Linked DNA regions of Homo sapiens: region 2 is linked to region 1. Evidence: read pairs that join two places in POLR2A ChIA-PET (ENCODE). Cell type or tissue: MCF 10A. All regions are shown on one strand.

The links. Peaks named below come from ENCODE experiments on the same cell type or tissue, not always from the same donor. Only the 100,000 strongest peaks of a DNase experiment are listed, where the experiment ranks them.
Region 2: POLR2A ChIA-PET joins it to region 1 with 5 read pairs; 2 of 35 experiments call an interaction of 5 or more read pairs at or near these places.

What each region holds. Positions count from the first base shown.
Region 1 is chr1:40,885,768-40,888,267 of GRCh38, forward strand. No RefSeq gene overlaps it. Among named protein-coding and RNA genes, the nearest start is that of CITED4, 25 kb to the left of the region's middle. In MCF 10A, no CTCF peak of the experiment used is centred here; a DNase peak (open chromatin) is centred at 1,044.
Region 2 is chr1:41,449,392-41,451,891 of GRCh38, forward strand. The region is part of intron 2 of LOC105378678 (a long non-coding RNA gene); the gene reads left to right. Among named protein-coding and RNA genes, the nearest start is that of EDN2, 34 kb to the right of the region's middle. RefSeq lists an enhancer at 1,683-2,242. In MCF 10A, no CTCF peak of the experiment used is centred here; a DNase peak (open chromatin) is centred at 1,560.

The DNA.
Region 1 (2,500 bases):
TTGTGCCACTGCACTCCAGCCTGGACGACAGAGCGAGACTCCATCTCAAAAAAAAAGAAAAAGAAAAAGAAAAAGAAAATGAAGACCTATGCCCAGCGAGCTTTGGCTTTGCTCCCTCAAGTACCTCATTTTTACTGCATCTTGGATCCCAACCATAAAGCCCATTCCTGATCCTTAGGTTCTTGGCAGGCCTAATCATAACTGCAGATCTTTATCACTGATACAAGCCACATGAAATCCTTCTGGAAAAGGCAGGTTAAAAAGAAATGATCTGATTTCAAGATCTAATCTCTAATCCTAAACCCAACCTAAACCTTAACCCTGCTCCTCCATACCTAACTCCCAAATTAATCTTCACCTTGGCCCCTGCCCATGTCTCCAAACTTCTCCCCGCAGTGATCCTCTGCCACTCCTCCCACCTCCCCAGGTGCCCTCCTTTCAGTGGTGGTTTCAAGTCTCTGGGTCTTTGCATATGCTGCAGCCGCACGTCAGGATATCCTTTTCCAGGGCCACCTGGTAAACTCCTCTCACCCTTCAAGGTCCTCCACAAGCCCTTGGTGTTCCTTTCCCGGCCCTGTGCTGCCTTGTTTCCTGACCAGGCTCTCCTCAGATTCAGCTCTTAGGAGGTAGGGTCTTAATCTGCTGGGAGTAAAAATTGGAAGTAGAACAAATGATTGATTGTGAATGAGTGAGTGAGAGAATGAATGAATGAATGACTTACTGAATAAACAAGTGAACACTGGCCAGGTGCAGTGGCTCATGTGTGTAATCCCAGCACTTTGGGAGGCCGAGGCAGGAGGATCACTAGAGCCCAGGAGGTTGAGACAGCCTGGGCAACATAGGGAGACTGGATCTCTACAATTTTTTTTTTTAAACAAACAAGTGAATACCTATTCTGAATCTAAATCCTTAACCTTCTCCCTGGATCCATTCCCAAGAAGGGAACAATTGGAAGATCAAGAGAACCCCCAGCCACCAGGTGCCCTGAGATTGTTCTGTGTGTGTGCGTGTGTGCGTGTGTGGGTGTGTGTGTTTTCCTGTGTGCATGCCCGTGCATGCACATGCGCTTGAGTCAGGAACTTTGAATCAGACAAGCCTGGAGTCCGCTCCTGGCCACAGGGTTCACCAACTGAGTGACCTGAGCAAGTACCTGCACCTCTCTGGGTCTTCATGAACTCAAACATGCTAACAATAAAAAACCCATCATGGAGAATCAGCTCTTCTTCCTTTGTTCATTTACCCTCCCCCAGCCCCTTGCCTATGGCAGGCTCAGTGTTTGGTGCTGCGGGAACAGGAGTGGAAGGAACACATTTTTCCCCTCAAGGAGCACTAGTAAGGGTAGGAAGCAGGTCTGCAGGGAAGAGGGAACAGCCCCTGGGTGGAGAGGGAAGCTTCTTAGAGGATGTGAGAATCACTTGGGTTTGCTGCTGGACAAGTCAAGGCAGAGGCAGCCACATGTTCAAAGACAACAAGCTGTGAACAAAGGGTTCCCTATTACTGCTGGAGAATGAGGTGGGAGGTGGGGGGTGGTGGCAGAAATTGGGGCTGGTGAGGGTGACAGTGTCCAGATCAGGGAAGGCTTTAGGGGCAGTCTGTGAAGTCTATGAAATATGCACACTTTATTCTCTAAGCAATAGGGAGCCATTGCAGGTTTGGGCAGGGAGGGATGGGCAGGTCTGTGCTGTAGAAAGCTCACTCTGACCAGCAGTGTGGAGGCCATCATGGAGGTGGCTGTGGTGAGAAGCCGGTGGGGGAGTGCAAGGGACATGAAATGATCTTGGTAATAGCCGACCTTTATTGAATGCCTACTATGTTCTAGGTGCTTAACTCATCTAATTCCCACAACACCCATCTGAAGTAGATTCTCTCATGAGCTCCTTCTAGAAATGTCATCAAAACACTAAAGTCTCCAATGTTTCTATCTCCAGCCTGAACCTCCCTTCTGAATTCCACACCTATATGTGCAATAGCCGGTTGGCTTCTCTACTGAATGTCTAATAGGATCTTAACCTTAACGAGTCCGAAAACAATCTCCCCAAACCTGCTTCTCTCAGTCTTCTCCATCTCAGTCAATAGCAGTTTCACTTTTCCAGTTGCTCAGGCTAAAAATGTTGGAGTCATCCCTGTCCACCCTCCACTTCTTACTTCCCATATCTGATCTATCTGCAAATCTTGTCGGTTCTAACTTCGGTACATACCTTCTGGTCTTCTCACCCCTCTCCTCCAGACTGCTGCCAGGTGGGCCAAGTCCCCACTGTTTCCTACCTGAATTACTGCAGCGGCCCCATTACTGATGGGCTCCCTGCCTCTGCCCCTTCGACCTATTCTTCACGCAGCAGCTGGTGTGACCTTAACATACAAAGCTAGATCAGGTTCCTCCTGCTCAAACCTTTTCCCAGCTCCCTAGAGTCAAAGTCCTGATAATAGCAGAGAGATCCCAACATGATCCAGTCCTTGTCTCCCCAGCCCCTTGTCAGACCTCTTCCCACATGCTTCCCCC
Region 2 (2,500 bases), 560 kb after region 1:
GAAGAGGGCCCAGGACACAACGTCAATGACTGTTGGAAGAAGAGGCACCAAGGACACCGAGAAGCTGCTGGCGGAGCAGTGGGGGAATATCAAGTCAGAGAATCCAGAAGGCCCTTGGAGGGTGTGGTCTGCAGGTGTGAGGAGGCCGAAAGCCCAGGCAGGTTGACGACTGTAAAACGCCGGTTGGATTTAGCAAAATGGAGGTCCGGGGCCTTGAGCAGGAGCAGGTTGAGTAGAGGGTGGGGAGGGGCAGAGACAGCCTCGTGGGAGGTGAAGCCTAGGAGATGGGACTTGGAGATAACAGGTTACTGCCAGGAACTGGGGCTGAAGGAGGAGGAAAGGAATGGGACCGAGTTCAATTGAAGAGGATAGACAGGCTTGATTTGTTTGCTTGTTGGTTTTTAGGGTGGGAGGAACTGGGCATGTTTAAGAAGAGGGAGCCAGTCAGGAGAGAGAGGTTCAGTGTCTTTCCCAGAATAGACCCTTGAGGCTAAGAACAACAACAAAAAATCCAGTAGAGCCCCAGGAGGAAAGGAATTTGGCTTTTTAGCTGAGTAGTGAAAAGGCAAGCTGGCAATTGCCCTTTGGCTCTGCCAGGGAAGGTCAGAGAAAGGCCTCCCCAGTGATGGAGAGGGGAAGGAAGTGAGGGGGAGAAAAAACAGTGGAGAGATAAACAAGCCTTGGCTGGAAGGAGGAGAGAGAAGCCCCCTCTGAAGGTACCTAGGGGTATTAAAAGGGGGAAGTTAACAGTGAGAACAAATAATAAAGATTCTTATATGTAGCCAAGGTTTGCTCTTTGTGTACTCTGAGACTACCATACGTAAAGGCTGGTGTTTGAACTTGGCTCCTAGCAGTGGCAGCTTGTTAGGGAAGAGTTCTGGCTCGGGAGGCAGGAGATCAGGCTTCTGGTCTAGCTCTGCCATTAACCGGCTCTGGAGCCTGGGCCGCAGTGTCCCATATTTCAGTTGGGCTGGAGGTGAGTGTTTCTAATACTTTCATGGGGTTTTGTGAGTTGGCAACCTCGTTACATGGCTGGTGGCTTGATGCTCCAGAAAGTGTGTTTGCTGCACGGGACTGCATGAGGTAATAATAGTGTTGATAGTGATAATAATAGCTAAAGTGTACCGAGTGGCATCTCTGTGATCTGCACTGTGCCAAGAGGTTTGACTCCTGAGGAGGGATCATACTCCCCATTTTACATCATGGAGATGCTGAATGCCAGGTTGAAGGGTCTGAATGGGAGTATAAGGAAGGTTTGGAAAGAAGGGTCGGCAAACCGATAGCAGGATCCACACAAGACGGGTGGGACAATGCTGGAGTCCAGCAAAGAAGGAAGGCAAGCAATAAACCCAGAGGCAATCTGTGGATGAGTCTGCATGGGGGAAGAGGCAGAAGGACTGGCCTGAGGGAGGCATCAGCGTCTCCAAGTCTAAGCATGGGCTGCCCACTTCCTTGGAAAGGGGCAGAAAATCTAAGCAAGGCCAGCTCTGAGCCTGTCAGAGAGTTGGGTTGGGACACGCCCGGGGGTATTTGGCTCTGGGATTTTGTTGTCTGTTTACTAACCGCTCTCCTGCCTCTGGCTGCAGCGGTGAGCTTGCGAAAGTCTTGGCCTCACTGTGTCTCTGTCTCACCGTTGCTGGAGGAGCCCAGTGGGTTACCTGGCCTCCCCTCCCTCTGCCGGGTCTCAGTTCCCTGCCACCTGCCCTGCAGGGCAGGTGGCCACTCGGACCCCAGTGGAGACTTGTCCCAGCCTCAGCCTCCCTGCAGCCCCTTCATGCCACATCTGTGTGTTCCCTGCCACCACCCTTCTGTGCTGTGCCTCAGGGAGGCCCCAGCCTCACTCCACATTTCCACTGGTTTTCTTTCCAAGCAAGTTCCCATCTATTATCCAATTTAATGCTCCTCCAACCTTGTGAGATCATCAGCTGAGCCATAAGCCCCTGAATCTGGGTCCCACAGCTGGTTGTAAAGCTGGACCAGAGGCAAGGCTCCTCCTGGTTAAGTGCCATATTGGAAAAAGGCCTGAGTGACAGGACTCTGGATTCCATTTCTGGCTCTGACATTATTCCCTGTGTGACCCTGAATAAGCTCTTGCTCTCCTGTGCGGAAAGGAATGGGGTGGACGAGGTGACCTTTACTGTCTTCCCAACTCTGAAAGTCTTGGAAAGATTGAGCCGAATCCTTTAGTCAGCAAACATGCCTTGTCCCTTCCAGTGAGGCCAGCCTGGGCTGGAGCTGGAACCACTGTAGCAGGCCTGCCTTCTGGGTAGGGGTAACCCTAGCAAAAGGCCTGGTCCACAGATAAAAGGCCTGGCCACAGTCAAAGGGGCAGCATACAAAAGGCCTCTGAAGGCCTGGCGTGGTGGCTCACACCTGTAATCCCAGCACTTTGGGAGGCTGAGGTGGGTGGATCACAAGGTCAAGAGATCAAGACCATCCTGGCCAACCTGGTGAAACCCCATCTCTACTTAAAATACAAACAATTAGCTGGGCGTGGTGG